2 separate regions of the Mus musculus genome follow, and region 1 is linked to region 2. A link is a loop called in an ENCODE intact Hi-C map of the cell type or tissue named here. Cell type or tissue: gastrocnemius. All regions are shown on one strand. Each heading gives the region's core, and the rest is flanking DNA. Links, peaks and the distances in the headings are about the cores only.

The links. Peaks named below come from ENCODE experiments on the same cell type or tissue, not always from the same donor. Only the 100,000 strongest peaks of a DNase experiment are listed, where the experiment ranks them.
Region 1: it touches region 2 in a loop (2.3-fold over the local background); 10 of 42 quality-filtered maps call a loop at or near these places.

Annotation. Positions count from the first base shown.
Region 1 is chr3:95,953,147-95,964,002 of GRCm38, reverse strand. No RefSeq gene overlaps it. Among named protein-coding and RNA genes, the nearest start is that of Gm9054, 27 kb to the left of the region's middle. In gastrocnemius, for the core only: CTCF peaks have their summits at 3,955 (motif pointing right) and 4,708 (motif pointing right); no DNase peak of the experiment used is centred there; H3K27ac peaks cover 1,261 bases.
Region 2 is chr3:95,857,518-95,868,373 of GRCm38, reverse strand. It overlaps Mrps21 (mitochondrial ribosomal protein S21), which reads left to right. Exons shown (of 3, transcript NM_001355759.1): 3 at 5,442-5,740. The coding sequence ends at 5,622. Among named protein-coding and RNA genes, the nearest start is that of Prpf3, 7.1 kb to the right of the region's middle. In gastrocnemius, for the core only: CTCF peaks have their summits at 6,332 (motif pointing left), 6,947 (motif pointing right) and 7,871 (motif pointing left); a DNase peak (open chromatin) is centred at 6,338; H3K27ac peaks cover 3,236 bases.

The sequences.
Region 1 (10,856 bases), core at 923-8,922, 96 kb before region 2:
GCCAGTGACCTGGACTAAATAAAGTCCCCTTCCATTGACTGGAGCAGTAAAAAAATAAAATAAAATAAAAGTCGAAGCTGCTGGCCTGTGATGGTGCACACCTTTAATCCCGGGCTTCCAGCAGGTGGAGCTATGTAAACGCAAGGCCAGCCTGGTCTACCTAGCAAGTTTCAGGGAGGGCTACACAGAGAAACCTTGTCTCTCAATCCAAAACAGAACAATTTATTGTTCAACTTATTCTTAAATGTTATCATAAAACATCTGGAAGATGTCTTAAGCACATAACTAGAAATCAGCTGATATATTCATTGCTAATTCCATAGCACTTTTCCTTTGGTCTCTCTCTTAAGGAACAGTCTCCCAGACCCTGTGTTACCATACTGGACTGAAAGGATTGCAGGTGGGGTTAAGGAGCTCAAGGTGGGCTAAGTCTGGGGCCAATGCCGTCACAGGTCTCTTTTTGAGAGACAGAGGGAGACAGGAAGTCAGGGCAGAAAAGGAAACAAGGGGATGGAGCCAAGGCCAGAGGGGTAAGATGGCTACTTTCAAAGAGGACGGGGTCAGGGGTCAGGGGCTCAGGGGTCAGTCCTCTTAGAAATGTGAGCTGTGCCTAGAAAAGGCAGGGAAAGGTTCACTCCTAAACCCTCCAGAAGCAATACAACCCTGCAGGCATCTGCCATTTAGGAGTCTAATGCCCATTTCAAAACAGTCTTGACTCCAAAACTGTAAAACTGATCCATGTTTTTGTAAAGGATGTTTGTGGGAATCTGTTCCGGCAACAGTGGGGGGTGGCTTTAGGGGCAGCTGGGCATGTGTTCAGCACCTTATCCTGTTAGAATTTCTGCATTTGAACAATGCATGTTGTAAAACTCCGTGTGTAGAGCTGGAGAGAGGCTTTTTGTCTGCTCATCCAGAGGACCAGAATTCAGTTCCCAGCATCCACAAGGCAGCTCACAGCCATCTTTAGCTCCGGTTCCAGGGGCTATGGTGTCTTCTTCTGGCTTCCTTGGGCACCAGGCATGCATTCGGTGCACACACACACATACCTGTAGACAAGACACCATCCACATAAAATAAAATACAAAATAAGTTTTTTAAATGCTGTATTTTCTGAGTGCTAATTACTGCCATATTTCCCCTAAAACATATATATATATATACACACACACATTCTAAGAGTGTAAGCCAGAGATCAATGCATGTATAAGTAAATCCTCAATCTGGCATCAAAAGACAAACATAATACATGCATTTAAATATGTGGCCAATTTTAAGTAGCCACTGGCCACAAGAGATAATACAGGTCTATGGACCCAACCATACTGGCTTTGGGAAGGCTAAAATTGGATTCAGAACGGAGAATCTGACTTCAAAAGACTTCAAAAGTGTTAACAGTGCTTCTTTTGTTTTTGTTTTGTTTGTTTTTTTTTCCGAGACAGGGTTTCTCTGTGTAGCCCTGGCTATCCTGGAACTCACTCTGTAGACCAGGCTGGCCTCGAACTCAGAAATTCACCTGTCTCTGCCTCCTAAGTGCTGGGATTAAAGGCATGCGTCACCATGCCCGCCAGACTAACAGTCCTTCTTAATGCGACTTTAGCGTAGAGCAGACTTTCTTATGCACAGTTAGCAACAGCTGTAGCAGTCTGTAGCAACAGCTGAGCTTGATAAAGGATAGAAAGTAGACCTTGCTCCTTAATATAGACAAATGCCTGACAGCATGGCCTTCTCTTTCAGCACCGTGTCACCAGTGTGGAAGCTGCTGTGATGTTGGGTCTCTGTACGGTACCCAAGCACCCATCAGCCCCCCAAATTCCTGTGATCACAAGCATTCTCCTAGCGAGGTATGGCCCACACTCTCCTAAGCTGCACCTCAAATAACTGGGCTGATAGCCTGAGCTCCACAGTGAGCACCTGGCCTCCCCGCTGCACCCGCCATGGTCATTGTTCTGCATTCAGCCCGTGGAACTTTCTGAAGAAAACACTAGACCTTCCTGACGCTGCGGTCCTTTAATACAGTTCCTCATGTTGTGGTGACACCCCACACACACAACCAGAAAATTATTTCGTCGCAACCTCATAACTGTAACTTTGTTACAATTATGAATTGTAATGCAAAAATAATATGATATGCAGGGTACCTGGTATGCAGCCCCCGTGAAAGGGTCCTTTGACCCCCAAAGGGGTTGCGCCCCACAGACTGAGAACCGCTGCTCTAAGCCTTGTTACTTACTTCCCCCCTGTTCTTATGAACAGGCATAATGATTCCTCCCCTGTAGGAATTTTCTCTGAATAGCAAGGAAAAAAAAAAATCCCTAAGTAACAGCCTGCCCCCAAGAGAGTTACAGGCAGGCAACCCAAGGACAACCCGGAGAGGCGCCAAGGGAAGAGGGGGTCCTAAACCCACAGACAACACAGAGGGGCACCAAGGGGAAGGGGCCTTAAAATAGCTCGCCTGGGGGACTTGGTGAATAGTGATGGACGATAACTCAAAATAGAAGGAACAAGAGCACAAAGAAGGGGCATGCCCTTCCCTGGACAGCTACAGCCAAACAGCACAGACATAAAGCACCAGAAATTTCTGAAGGCTTGACATCTGAAATCAAGATCTTCACAGGACAAACTGCTATGAAACGATTTCCCGACCCTATTTGAAGGAACTGTTTGTTGTAAGTGAAGGTTTCCTGAACCTCGAATCTCCGTGTGTAAGAGTTACCCTGGAAAGAAGCAGACAAGAGGAAAAGGAGGAAACATCGGTGTCCACTCCAGGAGAGTCAAGCAGGGCAGCCAAAGTGAGGCCTCATTCTTCTGGGGACAAGGTGGCTGATCTTGGTGTCCTCCAAACCCTGAGGGAGCAGGGTCCTGTTGGGGTTGATATGTAAGAAGGGAAGTTACCCTGAGGTGGGGGAATAAGGGGCTTTGAGGTGAGATTGGTGAATCCAGTGAGGGGATCCCTCAAGCTTAGCGGCTGTGGGGGAGGGGGGTCCCAAGAATTACTTTAAAGGGGGCCTGCCATTCAGGAGAAAGGGCTGAGGGATGTTGGTCCAGAGGGGAGAGAAGGACTTGATCTCCAATGTTGGTAGGGGTGGACAGGAGTTGGTGTGCGGAGCTTCATCCAATAGAGGTGAAGTCCTGGTGCGTTTCACAAGAGTGATTTTTAAAGAGCGATTAGCTTGTTCTATCTTTCCCGAGGACTGTTCGTATGGGACATGAAAATAACAAGGGAAGTTGAGGACTTTAGATAGGGTTTAGATGTGCAGGTGAATTCAAGACCATTGTCGGACTGGAGGGAGATTGGGATTCCAAATGGAGAGATGATCTCTCAGACGGGGAGGTCAGAGACTGTCTGAGCCCTTTTGTGGGGGGTGGGCAATGCCTCCACTCACCCTAGTACTTCTCCAGCGTGAGATCTGACACATGGTGTGACTTTATGGCATCTGTTACCTAAAGCATAAAATGTGACTTTCAAGACAAGAGATGCATGAGGCACCAGGGGACACACAGAGTAATTATTGTCATTGTTGTCCATCATTGTGTATGCTGTGACACCAACTAACTACCCAGTGTAAGGCAGAATCTACAGGGTAAAGGTAGAGCCCATCACAAGCGGTCCCCTCTTCAGACACCCACTACAAGACGTATGGCAATACCTCTGTCCAGCCAACTGCCAGTTCCAAATGCAGCAGTTTACCCACACAACTCAGAACCCACAGAGGCCTTCACTGCACTTACTTTTTTACTTTTTTTTTTTTTTTTTTTTTTTTTTTTTTTTTTTTGGTTTTTCAAGACAGGGTTTCTCTGTGTAGCCCTGGCTGTCCTGGAACTCACTTTGTAGACCAGGCTGGTCTCTAACTCAGAAATCCACCTGTCTCTGCCTCCCAAGTGCTGAGATTAAAGGTGTGCGCCACTATACATTTCTTTCCTAAAAATTTATTTAATGCATATGAGTGTTCAATCTGCATGTACACCTACATGCCAGAAGAGGGCATTAGATCACATTATAGATGGTTGTAAGCTCCTGCAATAACACCCCCATGCTCATATATGATCCTCTTAGGAAGGCTATTCCAGTAATAAGCTTCCTTCCAGTTGTTTTGTTAGTCCAGCAGGATGAATTTGAAGTCCATTTCTTTAACTTATGCTTTTAAGATCAACACCAAGCTATGATAGAAATTTAGTAAGTTTTTGCTTGTTTTGGGGTTTTGTTTGTTTTGTTTTGTGTTTTGTTTGTTTTTGTTTTTGTTTTGTTTTGTTTTGTTTTTGGTCAACTTGACACAAGCTAGAGTCATCTGGGAAGAGGGAACCTCAACTGAGAAAAGACCTCCAATAGATTGGCCTGTAGGCAAGCTTGACTGGCATTTCTTAATTAGCAATTGTTGTGGGAGAGACCAGCTCACTGTGGGCAATGCTATATCTGGTTCTATACGAAAGCAGGCTGAGCAAGCCATGAGGAGCAAGCCAGTAAGCAGCAGCCCTCCATGGCTTCTGCATCAGCTCCTGCCTCCAGGTTCCTGCCCTGTTTGAGTTCCTGCCTTGGCTTCCCTTAGTGGACTGTAACTTGGGATACATAAGCCAAACAAACCCTTTCCTCCCCAAAGGTGCTCTTGGACGTGGCGTTTCACCACAGCAATAGTAACTCTAAGACGAATGGATATGAATAGTTTGCCTAAATGTATGGCTATGTATCAAATGTGTGCAGTACCTGTAGAAGCCAGAAGAGGGCATCAGAACTACTCAGGCTGGAGTTACAGATGGTTCTTAGTTATGGAACTTAAAATCTTGTTTGTCGGCACTTTGGAGCACTGTGATGGCTTGCAATACAATTGCCCAGCGGCTCATCTATTTGATGCTTGGTCCCCAGTTGATAGAACTGTTTAGGAAGGATGAGGACATGGGGCCTTCTTGGAAGATGTGTGTCACAGAGGGAGAGGACTTTTAGGTTTCAAAAACCTACACCATTCTCAATTAGAATTCTCTCTGTCTCTCTCTGTCTCTGTCCCTCTGTCTGTCTCTCTCTGTGTGTGCGTGCATGTTTGTGTGCTATGCCTGTGAATAAAGTATAGGCTTTTAGCTACTGCTCTACCCCAGACCTGCCTGCCTGCTCCCATCCTCTCCACCCCACCCTGCCACGATGGCCATGGACTCCAGCTCTCTAGAATTGTGAGCCCCCAAATGAAACGCTTTCCTTTGTAAGTTGCCCTGGTCATGGTGTCTTTTCACAGTAACTAAAACATTGCACTGCTGGAGGACCTGAGTTCAGCCCCTCCCACCCACATGGTCCTCACAACCTCCTGCTGTCCATAGTGCAGTTCTGAAGGCCCCAGTGCCCTCTGACCTCCGACGGGCACTGGGAACATGCATACTTGCAGGCAAAACACTCATAGAAACAAAATAAATAAATCTACAAATGCTCAATTAAAAAATAAAAATCAGATGTCAGCAGCTTGTCCACTTTCACCTGTGTGTGAATTTTCAATATCAATACTAGAATATGAGTCAAAAAGAGAAATCAAATATTGTAGCAAACAAATTTCAGTATTCAGCTTTATAGCCATTTAAGTAAATGTGTCCCCCCCCCCTGGAAAATGGCAACACTTGTGTTATAAATATTAAAAGTGGTTACAGGCTCATAGACAGGAGGCTGAGACCAAATATGCTCTATCAGGAATGTTAGATGTCACATCAGAGGCAGCCATGACCTGAGTCTGAAGGGAGAGAGCAAGCCTGAGGTTCAAACAGAGGGCCATTAGGAAAAACAGACGTCTGGATAGTGTGATGGGCTTCTGAGGGGAGAATGACAGACAGACAGACCTTCTGTAACAAAGAGAATTCACTCCTTGGTCTTACAGGTTTTCCATCTGACACATTTGCCAGATGTCATGAGGCAGGAGAAGGCATGGAATAAAATAAATTAGGGTTCAAGGTTGTCTTGGTCCTGGGCTTACAGCTGCAGGATTGGGGGGTGGGTGAGACTACAATGCCACACACACACACACACACACACACACACACACACACGCAATCGCGAGCACACACACTTATCAACTCTGTCCAGAGAGGGACTTCAGGGTAGTGTGAGAGGATTTCAGCTCAACAAAGTAAGGGCCTGTCTCAAGAAGGAGAAAAAGAAGAGAATGAATGTGAAGCCGGGGGTTCAAGTACTTGGGAACCTGAGGCAAGAATATCATAATTCCTTATCAGCCTGAGCTGCAGTGAGAGACTATTTTACAAAGAGGAGAGGGAAGGACAGAGGAGAAGAAAGGAAGAGAGGGAGGGAGAACGGGGAGGGGGAGGAAAGAGAGCAGCCTTTAGTCATTAAATTTTTAATAACGGGCCCTTCCAGGAATGCACACTACACTCCATTACCAACACTTTCCCCAGACAGAGTGTACTTCCAAGTGTGTTCCATTTTTAGTACAAATAACGGCTCCTACTGACTGACTAGGAATTGGGAGGCTGCCAACTGACTGGAGTGACATTTAAAAGGAAGTTCCCACCGTACTCTTTCACAGTTTAATTTACATAGATGACAGTTTGGTCTTTCTTGGAAACAGTATTTAGATTCCACAGACTCTGAAAATGCAGTATTAATATGACTACTAACATTAGAAGTAGGACTTAAAACTCAGAAATAAGAATAGTAATCTGATCTGGGCCTAGTGGTGCCTGCCTTTGATCCCAGAGCTTGGGAGTCAGAGGCCTGCAGATCTCTTGTGAGTTTAGGCCAACCTGATCTCTACATAGTGTGTTCTGGAATGGCCTGTCTCCAAAAAAATAAGCAAGGCAAGAAAGAAAAAGAAGAGGAAGAGGAGGGGGGGGAGGGGATAGGGAGAGGTGAGAAAGAAGAGAAGGAGAAGGAGAAGGAGGAGGAGGGGGAAGGGGGAGGAGGAGAAGGAGGAGGATGAGGAAGAGGAGGAGGAGGAAAGAAGAAGAAGAAGAAGAAGAAGAAGAAGAAGAAGAAGAAGAAGAAGAAGAAGAAGAAGAAGAAGTAGTTCTATATTAAATGATATCATTTATATTCTCTACAGATCTGATTAGACCCTTAGTTTTAACTGCATAAAACTGAAGGCCTGGTATTAATATTAGTATATTACAGCCAGCATGGCTTGGTGCCTTGACCTGATGAGGAGCCATGAGAGAATAAAGGACAGACACTCAAGAAATGAAAGATACACAGATGGAAAAGCTGGGGTCAGGTGGGCTGTGTGCACTCTGATGGAATGGCACCAACTACCTGGCATCTTAAAGTGTTTATTATTAGGTACAGCACATCGGGGAGGGGTCAGCTAATCTTGGTAGGCAGTCTCTCTAAACAAAAAGTCTCTGAGAACATCCAGGAAGAGGAAGATGGGTTGCTAGTCTTTGCATACACTAGAACTTGCACACTGTCAACTTTGTCACTTAGACTAGAGGAAGAGTTTGCAGACTCTCTGAGCCTCCCCGGAGGAAGGCTTTGCCACACCCATGGGTCCTTGGCATGACCAAGCCCCTATCAACCATACACATTCACTGAGAATGCCATCCACTCTTTACAGTCACTCAAGGCTTCCTCTGTGCCCTCTGTTACTATTTTAAAATAATTAGACAAAAGTAAAGCAGAATCCATAAAAATGTAATTATACGCTTTTAAAAAGGAAACATCACAAATCAATCATTGGTAACAGAACAGGTTAGTGTGGGGTGATGCACAATTTGAGGTTATGCAGAAACAAGATTACTCAAGGAATGGCCCTGCTTCTGACAGGCAGCTAGCAGGCAACCAGGGGTGTCTGGTGTCCCCACTGAGTTCCCTAGAGAGAGGGGATCCAAGTTCAGGAGCATTACCAAGGTCACTCCTGCATTTGAACACAGTGCACCCCGGGCACTTCCAGCTCTCTCCTGATGGCGAGTGAATGGCCCATGCATCCTGCCAGTTGTACGTCGGTTGTACATCAGGGTTCTGATGAGATTACAGGTGTCCTTCGCTCAGCCAGTTTGTGATTGGTGATCTCAGGAATATCTGTTGGGACAGCCTGTCTTCTAAGGTGCTCTGTCTCACCTTGTGTAAACAATTTCAAAACGAAAGACTGCAGGAGACACACATGGCATCTTATGGCTGCAGCAATCTCCTCATTCCCAAGCCCCTCATGATGCCCCTGTGAGGGGTGGCAGCCAGCTTTTTCACTTGGGAGACCCTCTCAACTTCCCAAGGGAGCGGGCTGCCCTCGCTGTGTGCCCATCTGTTGAAGGTCAGGCTCTCCCTACCTCTGCGCCTTTGCACTGACTCAGAAATCTAAAGTTTGGTGCTGAACCTGGGCAGGGCATCTCATGTCCACTGGAGGCCCGAGCCCTGCACATGGACCTCCCGTGTTCGCATCCCCAGACTAGACCTGTGTGGGCCTGGCAGGGCCAGGCAGCCATCCCTCTCAGGCAGCTGTTTCTTTCACTCTCAGTCTCCTCTCCTCTCACTTCTGTCTTTCTCTGACACAGTCTGACCTCCAGATAAGAGTTGTTCCATGAATTTACCACAACCAAAAACATGAGGGCAAAGTAACTGGAGGCACCCAGTAGTTCTTGAGGACTCTCAAGTGCCACCCCCACCCCCATCTCACTGAGAGACTTGCTCCGTGCAAACTTTCCACAGCTCAGTGAGTCTGGAAATGTACAAGCCTGGAGACGCCTTTCCTGCTTTCCAGGACTATTTGATCAATCCAAAACCCAAGGGCTACCTCTGCTTACTGGATTTGAACCCTGTTTTGTTTTTGTTTTGTTTTTTTATCTTTGAGTCCATACCTACCATGGGTCACAAATTATCTGTGGGAAAGGACACACCCTTAACCTGTCTGTGGTCTAATCTAAAAAGCTCCATTTGGGAGTCTTTAGACCAGCATACTTGTTCGGCTCTCAGTTCCAATGTGGCTTCAATATACACTGAGCAATGACCACTGCTGGTTTAAATTGGAAACTTCCTTTCTTCCTTTCTTTTTTTGTTTGTTTGTTTGGTTTTTTTTTCGAAACAGAGTTTCTCTGTATAGCCTTGTCTTGTGGCCGACTCGCCAGCAAGAACAAGAACAACGCTACAACAGGATCCTTCTGCACACGTTTATTGGGAGAGCTTGATTGCAGAGGCGGAGAGACCCCAAGCCCAGAACTGGTGCTGCTTATATAGCCCTAGGAGAGGCGTGTCTCGCACCCAAATTGGTTGTGCTTGGGTTATGCTTACCACCTCATTTGCATGCCTACATCTGATTGGTTAACTTCTCTCTCATCTGATTGGCTAACTTATCTCTCATCTGATTGGTTAATTCTCAAAACTTCATCTTGGCAAAAAACTTTACTGTCTATGTATGCGTAGTGGCCAGCGGAAGCCAGCGCCACTCTGCAACGGCACATGTGGCTTCCCACAGCCTTGGCTGTCCTGGAACTCACTTTGTAGATCAGGCTGGCCTCGAACTCAGAAATCTGCCTGTCTCTACCTCCCAAGTGCTGGGATTAAAGGCGTGCGCAACCACTGCCCAGCTATAAATATATTTTAAAGGAAAATGGATCAAAGACGCATAAGTTTGTCAGATTAATCTAGAAAGTGTCCTCAAGATCAGCTGGGACTCTGACTCCATGATGGCCAGAGAGCCACGAGACCATTTCTTCTGCTTCTCAGTTCCCTTTTCCCAGACATACAGCATGCTAGATCTCTACCCAGTCTCCGAGTGCTTGAAATGTGGCTAATTAAAATTGAGACATAAAACTCTACCTACCCCAAACTATAAAGACTTATATGAAAACTAAATTTTAGTAATATTTTTTGCATTGCTTACATGTTGAAATTATATTTGGATTTGTTGGGTTAAGTAAAACATACTGTCAAAATTGGTTCTTCCTCTTTTTGGGGGTGGGGGTCAGTGGTGAGGGTTGTTTTCTTTTGAAGACAGGGTCTCTCTGTGTAGTCCTGGCTGTCTTGGAACTAGCTCTGTAGACCAGGCTGGCCACAAACTCACAAATATCTGCCTGCCTCTGCCTCCCAAGTGCTGGGATTAAAGGCGCTCACCAGCACCACCTGTTTCCTCCTTTTTTTTTTTTTTTTTAACTTATTATATGTAAGTACACTGTAGCTGTCTTCAGACACACCAGAAGAGGGCATCCCATTTCATTACAGATGGTTGTGAGCCACCATGTGGTTGCTGGGATTTGAACTCAGGACCTCCGGAAGAGCAGTCAGAGTGCTCTTAACCACTGAGCCATCTCTCCAGCCCCTGTTTCCTCCTTTTTAATAGGACTGCCAGGAAATGTTAAAAACATCTGTGGCTTGAATTCTAGCCAGCATTGTATGTCATTTCAAGAGTGCTGATCTAGAACACAGACCAAGAACTATTGCAAACGTACAACCTCCCTACAAATGAGTACATCAACACACAGGTGTAGACCCCAGTAACTCTCCCCAGCACATCCCATGAGTCACAGTGGGTGGGCATTGCAGGAACATGGTGAGGTGCAAAACAGACGATCAGACCTTCCCTGAAATGAGCAAATGAAGTTCTAGCGTCCTGTCAGCCTCCTGGGTCCAAGCTGTCAGTGCAGCCATTTCCCTGCTTGCTCTTTCTCTCTGGCACAAAGGGTCTGCTCAGACTTTGTTTGGCAAGGCTGGAGTCATGAATTATTCACTTTGCTGTCTACTGTGCAGGTGCCTCAAGCACAGGTATCCATGTTTGTTAAACAAGATGCCTTTAACAATAGCTGGATCTGTGCATAATTTGGCATTTTTTAATCTGTGAACCACAAATGACTCCCAAAGACTGAACACACAAAGACTAAAAGGAAAGCAAATTAGAGTGACAGCTGTGACTACCCCACCCCCACTGCTGTTGCCTTCCTTGAATCCTGGG
Region 2 (10,856 bases), core at 1,407-9,406:
CCTCTGAGCCATCTCATGCCTATCACCTCCTTTGCTCCCTAGCATAATCTCGGGACAAGCCCAGAAGTGCCAGACAGGGCTCCTTTCAGGGCCTCCTCAGTCCAGGACCTTGGCAAAATGTGGGCATGTTGTTTTGGCTGGGAATCGAACCTAGGTCAAGCAGCTGTGCTCACCACTATACTACCAACACTACTTGGTTTTGTTTTTAAAGATATATTTTATTTTTCTTTAATCCTAGCACTTTATCTCTGTGAACTCACGGTCAGCTTGGTCTAGATAGTGAGATCTAGGTCAATCGGGGCTATGTCTCAAAAACCACAACAAACAAAATATTTTATCTTTATTTATGTGAATGTTCGTGTGTGCCTTGTGTATTCAGGTATCCCTGAGGAGGGTCTGGATTCCCCTGGCTCTGCACTATCCAGTTGGATTGGGTTTATAGCTCAGATGGTACAGTGCTTAGCTAGCTTGCGTGAGACTTTGGGTTTCTTCTCTAGTACTCTATAAACTGCGTGTGGCGACGCACCCTCACAGTTCCAGCAGTTAGGAAGTGGTGGTTGGAGGTCCTGAAGCTCCAAGTTGTCCTTGACTGTATTGCAAATTTGAGGCCATCCTGGGCTACATAGGGACCAAGGGCTGTTAAAGGGGCTTGCTCTCAAGCCACTTGAGTTTGGGTCCCAGACCCATGTGGTAGAAGAAGAACATTAACTCTTGGACAGTATCTTCTGACCTCCACAGAGTGGGAGAGCTGGCCAAGTGCACTGGCTGCTCTCTAGGGGGCCAAGTTCAATTCTCAACACCCACTCCACTTCCAGAGCATCTGACACCGTCTCCTGGCCTCCACAGGACCAGGCACATACCATGTGCCATATACCTAGACATGCATGTAGGCAGATAAATATGTACATAAGATAATAAAAACCTAAAAAGTAGATACTACGTAGATATTTTCTACCATCTGACCTGGTATTAATTCAGATCTTGTCCAAGGAACGTTTATTTCTTTTAAAAAATTTTTTTGTGACAGAGTCTTATGTAGCCCAGTCTGGCCTCAGATTTATCATAAAGCTAAGAATAACCTTAAGCTCCTGATGCTTTGCCCCCGTCTCCTGAGTCAGGGTCACAGGGTCACAGGCACTCGCACACACGTACAGCACCCCATCCTCTGCAGCTCTGGGGAACCCAGGCCTCTGTACATGCCACGGAAGCACGCTACCAATCAATTACAAGCTGAATCCTCAGCATAAAGAATTTTAGTTTCTTTAAAAAAAATAAGTTAAGTACAAAGCAGTTGGGGGTGGTGACTTACACTTGCAGCCGCAGCCCCAGTCCTGTAGAAGCTGAGGCAGGAGAATTTCAAGCTTGAACTATACAGACCCTGTCTCAAAAAATGACACTGAGTACTTTTTGAGTTTTTCTGTGTAGCCCTGGCTATCCTGGAACTCACTCTGTAGAACAGGCTGGCCTCGAACTCAGAGATCCGCCCGCCTCTGCCACCTGAGTGTTGGGATTAAAGGTGTGCACCACCACTGCCCTGGCTGAATACTTTTTTCTTACTTCAGTTGTTAGAACACCAAGGAAATTATAAGGTTTTATTTTTGAGGGGAGGACCCAATTTATATTACCTAAGAAGAGAAGATTTGATCTGAGGATGTAGCATACTTGGTAGGAAGGCATTGGTCCAGTAGCACCATAGAAAATGACAAATAGTCAGGCGTGGTGGCGCACACCTTTGATCCCAGCACTCGAGAGGCAGAGGCAGGTGGACTTAAGAGTTCGAGGCCAGCCTGGTCTACAAAGTGAGTTCCAGGACAGCCAGGCCTATACAGAGAAACCCTGTGTTGAAAAACCAAAAAAAAAGAAGAAGAAAGAAAATGATAAATAGTGCTTTTGCCTGTAACTCTGGCTGGCACTCAGAGATGCAGACAGGAAGATCAAGTTATCCTTGGTTACACAGCAAGCTTGAGGCCAGCCTGGGCTATGTAAGACTGCAGGAGAGAAAGAGTCCTTGGAAAAGGAAGGCTTCAATTGAGCAGAAGAGGTGTTTATAAGAACAAGTGAAGACACCCAGGCCGCTGGACTCTGAACCCGAGCTTTGAGCTCCTTGGGGCTCCTTATGAACTTGAAACCAAGCTTTGGAAAACGGCGCAGGGAATGTATTGGCATTTACAGTCACTCCAGAAAGCTGCATTTTAAAAATAGTAGATTGCTTGGGGTGGCACATGTTTGTAATTCCAGCCGGCACAAGAAAGCTGAGGCAGGAGAATCAGGAATTCAAGGTTATCCTTGATTACATATTAAGTCAGAGGCCGGCCTGAGATATTTAAGACCCTGTCTCAAAACCAAAAAGCTACATTTTTAGTATAAAAATATAATTTGCAAAGAAGAAAGCTGCATTTATACTTTTTTTTTTAAGTCTTGGAGTGTTGTGGAAATGTCTTATAAGTTGTTCTCTAGCCTGGTTGGAGGCGGGAAGCGATCAATCCCTTGCTCTTAGGGTGCTTTCCTAGGCAAGGCGTTGTAAGCATGTGTGTGCGAGCAGAGTCTGCGCAGTGCTTCGACCTCCCGTCCAGATGCAGCTTTCCTGACCATGCGAGCAGAGTCTGCGCGTGCTCGACCTCCCGTCCAGATGCAGCTTTCCTGACCGTGCGAGCAGAGTCTGCGCGTGCTCGACCTCCCGTCCAGATGCAGCTTTCCTGGCCTGGCTTCTCTTTTTCCTCTGCTGTTCTCCGCTGTGTTCCCCTTGGGTCACCTTTTCTACATACCTGTCTCAGCCCAGTCTTCTCTTCCTTGGCTTTCGGGTGGTTGTGTTTGAAGTAAGCCTCTCATTCTGTGATCTGATTGCATTAGCGGTTGTAAGGGACAGGGGAGCCATGGTCGAGCTTTCGTGGAGTTTGGAGCGCACCGGGAGCCTTACAAAGGGGAAGGCCTATGTGCCTACCCCAGGAGACTGCCAGAAATGCCTGTTATGTAACCAGGGGCCTTCATTGGAGCCCTGACATGAGGATGTGGAGAGTGGGGGTTGCTAGAAGCCATGTGTGATTGGCTGGCCCCCAGACTAGGAAAGACAAGAACACTGGAAGCATTCCCAGTTGACCCCTTTTACTCCTGATGGGCCAGCTTCTGGGTTCATTGAGTCCTCCTGCATACACAGCGGCTGACGCAGCCTGGCTACATTGACATGTGAATCTGCCACCCCCAGGTTCCTCTTGGAAGCCGCTCGGCTCCTTTTACATAATCAGTTGAATTTTACTAAAACTGGCAGCTGGTTTCTCCGTCATGTAGGGTTGCCAGGCACCAGAACTCTAAGCTGATCTGTTTACACTAAGCTCTCATTTGCTAGTCCTTGAACTACCTTTGTAGACCAAGGTGACACTAGTAACACCTTCCCAGAGTGCTGCCATTGAGCTCCAGCTTCAGTTACCCCACCCCCACCCCCGCACTGGGGAGTAGACCCAGGGGCCTCACAGATAACTCAGACAAGCATTCTACCCCTCAGCTACACCCCCAGCCCTTTAGCTATTACTTCTTGAGTTCTTTTGGGTCTGTTTATTTGGTTGGTTTTAGGGGTTTTTTGAGACAGGGTCTCGTGTATCCTAGGCTGGCCATGTATGACTTGAACTCCTGCCTCCCCAGGTGCTGGCACCACACTGGGTTAAGGGGTTCTGGGGATGAAACCAGGTAACAACTGAGTTACACCACCAGCACCATACTTAATTCTGCTACAAAGCTTGACCTACATCCTTGCCTATTAGAGATGAAGTTGAATGAGTGCTTCTGCTGTGGTGGAGGGAGTGCGTGCGTGCGTGCGTGCGTGCGTGCGTGTGTGTGTGTGTGTGTGTGTGTGTGTGCGTTCTAGGCTGGCTGGTCTAGCTCCTCCTCCAGTGCTGGGATTACAAGTGGGGGCCTTTTTACCTGGATTCTTGCACTAGAACTCAGGTCCAGTGTCAACTCAACCATCTTTCCAGCCTAATCTATGCTTTTAATTTTTTAAAAAAGATTTATTTATTTAATGTATGTGAGTACACTGTAGCTGTCTTCAGACACACCAGAAGGGGGCATCAGACCCCATTACAGATGGTTGTGAGCCACCACGTGGTTACTAGGAATTGAACTCAGGACTTCTGGAAGAACAGTCAGTGCTCTTAACCACTGAGCCATCTCTCCAGCCCACAGCCTGTTTTTAATCGTTTTTAATATTTATTTATTTATTTATTTTGTTTAGTTGTTTGAGACAGGGTCTCACTGTGTAGTCTTGGCTAGCCTGGAACTGTGTAAATCAATTTGGTCTCAAACTCAGAGATCCGCCTGCCTTTGCCTCCCAAGTGCTGGGATTAAAGTTGTGCTCCTCCGTCTTGCTTATCAGTGCTCTCGGTTTCATCTCCAGCACTAAAGAGAAAGGAAATGCTTAGGTACTGAGATGATGCCCCGATGCTCCATCTCCTTGGCCTGTGTTTTCTCCCCCCACCCCCCTCCCCCGGATGAAAAGCCCCACCCAGCTCTTCCCCTGTCGTTGTCTAGGCTGGCCCAATCGCTGGGTGCTCTCCCGGCCAATGAGATCCTTACAGAAGGAAGGGGGTGAGCCTGCGGAACAACACCTAGGGCAGATCCCTAACCTCTGCCAGCACCTACACACTCATGACACACAGTTGTGTGATTAGAGCATGTGGGACATGGGAAATGGTGAGTGAGGCTGTTGCAATGCTCTCCTTTGTGTCCTGGCTATGACGAGGGCCTGTGTTTAGGGAGCCCCACAATTGCTCAGACTTAAGTTGTATCAGTTGTTTTTTTTTTCTAAGGGGTCATCTGAAACTATCCTCTTACATCAGCCTCCAGGTCCTGGGCTGATAGCCGTGTACACCACCCTACCAGTTCTCAAATACAAAGAAGAGGGAGCTACATTTTTCACTAAGAATCAACTAGGGGTCACTCCATTGAGTTTTGTTTTGTTTTGTTTTAATTACAAATAGTTTGCCTCAGTTGTGGTTGTTTTCGTTTGGTTTTGGTTTTGTGGGACAAGGTCTCTCTATGTGGCTCTGCTTGGCCTCCAACTCACAGAGATCCATCTGCCTCTGCTTCCTGAGTTCTGGGATCAAAAGCATGCGCCACCACACGCCAGGCTTCACGTGTGCTTCCCCTCCCGTGACTGGAAAGCACTGCACCGGGAACCACTGACCCTCAGAGGCTGTCTTACACCGTGGGCGTGGTGTGTGGAGGGAGTCAAAGAGAGAGCGTAGCTCCAGGGTAAGCACTATGGCTGCTTTTTAAATTTACCTCACGGGGTCTTACTGCAGCCTCTAGAAAGCAGTCAGTGTTATGTTGTCACCACCATCATTTTCAAACACAAGTTATTTTTGCCTCTTGACTTCCGATGGGCAGTGAAACTGGTAAGGAACAGTGATGACGAACAGCATCTGACTTCATCACCTGCCTTTATACAGAATCCTCACCACGGATGGGCTTACCGAAGTCATAAGTCGACGACGCTACTATGAGAAGCCTTGCCGCCGCCGCCAGCGGGAGAGCTATGAAACATGCCGGAGGATCTACAACATGGAAATGGCTCGAAAGATTAACTTCTTGATGCGAAAGAACCGTGCAGACCCGTGGCTGGGCTGCTGAGGCTTGGGGCTAGGCACCCACACACCCATGTCCAACTCCTTTCTTTATCCAGCCAAGTTCTGTTACTTTTCTCTATAATAAAAACTCCATCACAGGTGAACAAGAAGGCTTGGACATACAGAAGCTGTCTTATTGGTCCACAGCGGACCCCGTCTTTGATTAAAATGAAAATAAAGAATGAGGGCTGGAGAGATGGCTCAGCGGTTAAGAGCATTGACTGCTCTTCCAAAGGTCCTAAGTTCAAATCCCAGCAACCACATGGTGGCTCACAACCACCCATAATGAGATCTGATGCCCTCTTCTGGTGTGTCTGAAGTCAGCTACACTGTACTTACATATAATAATGAATCTTAAAAAAAGAAAAAGAAAAGAAAAGAAAGAATAAAAAAAATGGAATAGGAGCAGTAATATTTGTTGCTAGCCTAGGAGAGGGGCCAATCAGAAGATACATGTAATGATAGAGTTTCTGTTTATAAAGATTTGGGAAAGTTCAAGAAACCATGGTGCCAGAAAGAAAGAAGGAAGGAAGGAAGGAAGGAAGGAAGGAGAGAGAGAGAGAGAGAGAGAGAGAGAAGGAAAGAAAATATTAGGGCTGGAGAGATGGCTCAGCAGTTAAGGGCGCTGCTTCTCTTTTGTACAGGACTTAGTTGAGTTCCAACACCTAATGGGTGACACAGGACTCTGAAACTCCAGTTCCAACTGTCTGTCGCCATCTTCTGGCCTCTTTGGGTACTTCATGAATATAGTACACATACCCTTGTGGCTCACAACTGTCTGTGAGTCAAACCCCAAGGGAATTCCTTTTCTGATCCCCATAGGCACCATATATATCCATGGCACACAGACATACATGCTAGGCAAACATTGAATATGTGAATGGACTTAATACTACTGAGCTGTACACTTGGTTAAATTACTGTTTTGTTACTATTTATTTATTTATTTTTTTGGTGGCTTTTTCTTGTTTTTGAATCTCTGTAACCAGGCTGGCCTCAAATGCACAGAGAACCACCTGCCTGTTTCCTGAGTGCTGGGATTAAAGGTGTGTACCACCCCACCCAGCTAAATTGCTGTGGTTTTAGAATTTCTTTTTGGTTTTTCGAGACAGGGTTTCTCTGTATAGCCCTGGCTGTCCTGGAACTCATTCTGTAGACCAGGCTGGCCTCCAACTCGGAAATCCGCCTGCCTCTGCCCCCCCAAGTGCCGGGATCAAAGTCGTGCGCCACCACCGCCCAGCGAGGTTTTTTGTTGTTTTTTTTTTGTTTTGTTTTAAAGATTTATTAGTATACAGCATTCTGCCTGCATGTATGTCTGCTGGCCAGAAGAGGGCACCAGATCTCATAGATGGTTGTGAGCCACCACGTGGTTGCTAGGAATTGAACTCAGGACCTCTGGAAGAGCAGCCGGTGTTCTTAACCTCTGAGCCTCTCCAGCCCGTGGTTTTAGAATTTTAAACCCCCTTTTCTGAGTCCAGGTGAGGCAAGGAAAGTTTCCAACTGTAAAAAAAAAATCCTACATTTCCTATCCAATTGTTATGAGTCCCAAAAACAACTCTCACCGGAAATGCAGATGTTACTCTTCACTGAACTGCCCTTCTCTGTCTGCCCTTTGAGTAGTATGTATGTGTTCTTAATGAAGTCTCCTAAAATACTACTAAACTAGACTCAAAAGAATCCCAGGAACAGACCTTACAATGCTAACTCCTGTTTCTGTCCTTGAATCTTGATGGGGGGTGGGGTGGGGAGCACAAGTGCCCTGGATGGATGGTAAAGCAGTAAATGAATCATAAGAGGAAAGAGGTGTGTGTAGGGGGAAGGGCTCAGAGTGAGACATAGTGTCAATGTCAGCACAGGGGCTGTGTCATTCGTGTTAGGGCCCCTGCTTTAGGTCCAGGCCAGCAAGTTGTTAATAGGCCTGTGCATAATTGTAATTCCTGCTGGAGCTGAGCTTCTGTCCTGCATGTACTCAATTTGTTGGCGATGCCCAGTGTCAGCGCCTTCCCATGGCAGCATTCTGACCCCAGTGAGAAAACCTGCTAGTCCTTCATTGCTGACATCTGCTTCCTCCTTTCTTGGTCTCCATACAGACGCACCTCTAGTATCCGGGGCGTTGGCACCAGCATCTGCAGAAGACTGGCAGAGAAGAGGCAGGAGGGCTAGCCACCCATCCCAGGATGCTACCCTCTGAGCATAACAGTTTCAAGGGACAGAATTTAGGGCTAGTGGATAAACATCACCCCCTTGTGGTGTAACACATTGATTTCTAGCCTTCACTTTTTGTTTTTATTCATTCTTGATTTAGGGACTTAGCTCAGGCTGGCCTCAAACTTGTACTCTACCTGCCTTGTCCTCTCCAGTTGAGATTCCAGGCTTGTCCCTTTTTTAGTGGCTAATGCCTTGAGCCCTCTTGTGAGTTTACTGTTCCTCCTTTGAGGAAGCATTCAAGTCCTTAGGCGGGGGTCCTCACTGCTGAGTTGACAGGTCTTTCCTTAGGAACCTGACATGTAGATGTTGCCTCCCACTGTGGGTTGTCTTTTTATCCTGTGGTAGGTTCCTTTGATGTTTGCTGTGACAGGACTTTGGCTGGCTTGAAAGTGGCCATCCTCCTGTCTCAGCCTCACAAGGACTAGGATTACTGTCATCTGCCACCACACCCAGCCAAATGGCAGAAGTTTTCCATGTCCAGTTTGCTTTGTTGCCCTTGTTTTTGGTATCACATCTTAGAATTCATTGCCAAATCCAGTGTCATGAAGACAAACTCTGTTTTCTTCTAAGAGTTTTGTTTGTTTTGTTGTTGTTTCTAGACAGGGTTTCTTTCTGAGGCCCTGGCTGTCCTGAAACTCATTCTGTAGACCAGGCTAGCCTTGAATTCGGAGATTTGTCTACCTCTGTCTCTAAATGCTGGAATTAAAGACATGCACCACCACTACCAGTCCAAAACTAACTTTTACAAATTACACTTATTTATGTAATCTGTGTGTCTATACACATGCCACAGCCACCTGAGGAAGTCAGAGGACAGCTTTCGGGAATTGGTTCTCTCCTTCCACCTTGTGGGTCCTGAGGATCAAACTCAGGCTGCTAGACTTGGTGGCAAGCATCTTTACCCACTGAGCCATCTCACCAGCCCCAGCAGAAACTAGAATTAGAAGATACCTTGGTGTGAGACTCATTAGAAAGGGCAGTTGTTTTCTAGTAAGATGGAAATTAGAATTTCCCAATAGCATGAGGGTTTTACTTGTTTTTTTGTAATTGGAAAGTTAATTGACTGGCTTCAAGAGAGAGATTTTTGCTGTACTACTTAGATTGGCCTAGACTCTGGGACTCACGTAACATTCCTACCTCAGCCTGCTGAGTAGTGGATCCCAGTCCTTACTAAAGACATGGGGCACCACGCCCTAAAAGCTAGGTTTAATCATTTGAAAAGTACAATCTAAAGCCCACTTTCCCTGTAGCATGACAGAACCCAATAAAGCCTGCCTGTGAGTGACAAGCTGGGGGAGCCGACTGCGCTGCTCAGCTCGCCCAGTTTCCTGTCTGCAGCACCTAGTACCAGCATCCTGGAACTCACGAACAGCACGAAATGCTCACGGCCTACTGAGGTCCGCTATTTTGATAGAGTAACTGCATTTTAGAACACTGGTCATGGTGGGTTGGGTTTTCTACAGACTATTTCCACTTTTTTTTTTTTTTTTTTTTTTTTTTTTATCCAGCACAACCCAAGAAAGCTGCTTGTTCTTTGGGATCACATTTTTGGCTCAACAGCTGTCAGCTTGTTCACCTAGATCTGCGTGTGAATAAAGTGGGAGAGGTCTGTGCTAGGCTATAGCTCGAGAACTCAGAATTTGAGGCTGCTGTCTCAGTACCATTTTTAGACAAATACATGTTCTTGGTGATTTTCCAATCTCAGTTTTCACAAGAATCTCCTGACAAAAGAGGTCCTTGATAATCATACTGGAAAGTTCTCAAGAATAAAATGGATTCCCTGCCCCATAAGTATGTTCTCATTAATGTATTCCAGTTTTGCAGTTGAAACAGGGTCTCACAGAGATCCTCTATTTGCCAGTGCTGGCAGTAAAAGCTTAAAGATTTATTCATTATATGTAAGTACACTGTAGCTGTCTTCAGACACACCAGAAGAGGGCATCAGATCTCATTATGGATGGTTGTGAGCCACCATGTGGTTGCTGGGATTTGAACTCAGGACCTTCAGAAGAGCAGTCAGTGCTCTTACCCACTAAGCCACCTCTCCAGCACAAGGAGCCAGTTTTATTTTCAGTATTTAACCAAGTGAATTTAAAATAGTGTTAGCCTTCCACTGCCTGTGATTCCTCCATATTTTTTTTTTCTGAATTGTTTCCATCATGAGGAAATGACAAAAAGAGCGAGGCACAGTGACACCCAAGCTTAGTCCTAAGTATTCACGGTGGCATGCATGCACACTCGAGAGAGCACACACACACACACACACACACACACACACACACACACACACACCACACACACACATTTAGTCCTAACTGCTCATGCTAAAGAATGAAGATTACCTAAGCCCAGGAATTCAGAGACAATCTGAAGAAAACATCATCTCCAACAGGAGAAGGGAGGGGGAAATAGAAGTCTCTTCTTCAAAGGGGTTACGAGAGGAATAAAGGAAATATAGATGTTTTGATAGGGGCAGATGTGGATGGATAGAAGAGTACAAAGTAAACTCATATATGTCAGATAGTTGATGTTATTGCAGTGCTGACATCAGACCCAGGGTCTGAAGCATGCTAGACAAGTACTATACTACTGAGCTGAATCCCAAGTTCTGGTCTTCTGTGTTTATGTGCCTGTGGAATCCTGAAAACAACTCCAAGGAGTCAATTTTCTCCTGCTGCCTTAGGGGATCCTGGAAGCAAACTGGTGCCGTTGTAAAACACCTCTACCTACAGAGCAGGCCTTCATCTGAGTTTTGCCAAAACTGCCAAAACTATTCAAACAGGGAAAGGACAGCCTGAGAGCTTGGTTTGGTGGTTCAGGCCTGTAATCTCAGAATTTAAGAGATGGAAGTGAGAATATCAGGAGTTCAAGATCATCTGCATAGTGAGTTTGAGGCCAGCCTGGGCTACGTGAGACTCTGCCTCAAACAAAGCAAATAATAGTATCAGGAAATTGGATATTCATGAGCATAAAAATGAGTTAAAGTTGGGCATAGTGGCACATGCTATAGACTACCAGAAGTACTTTCTC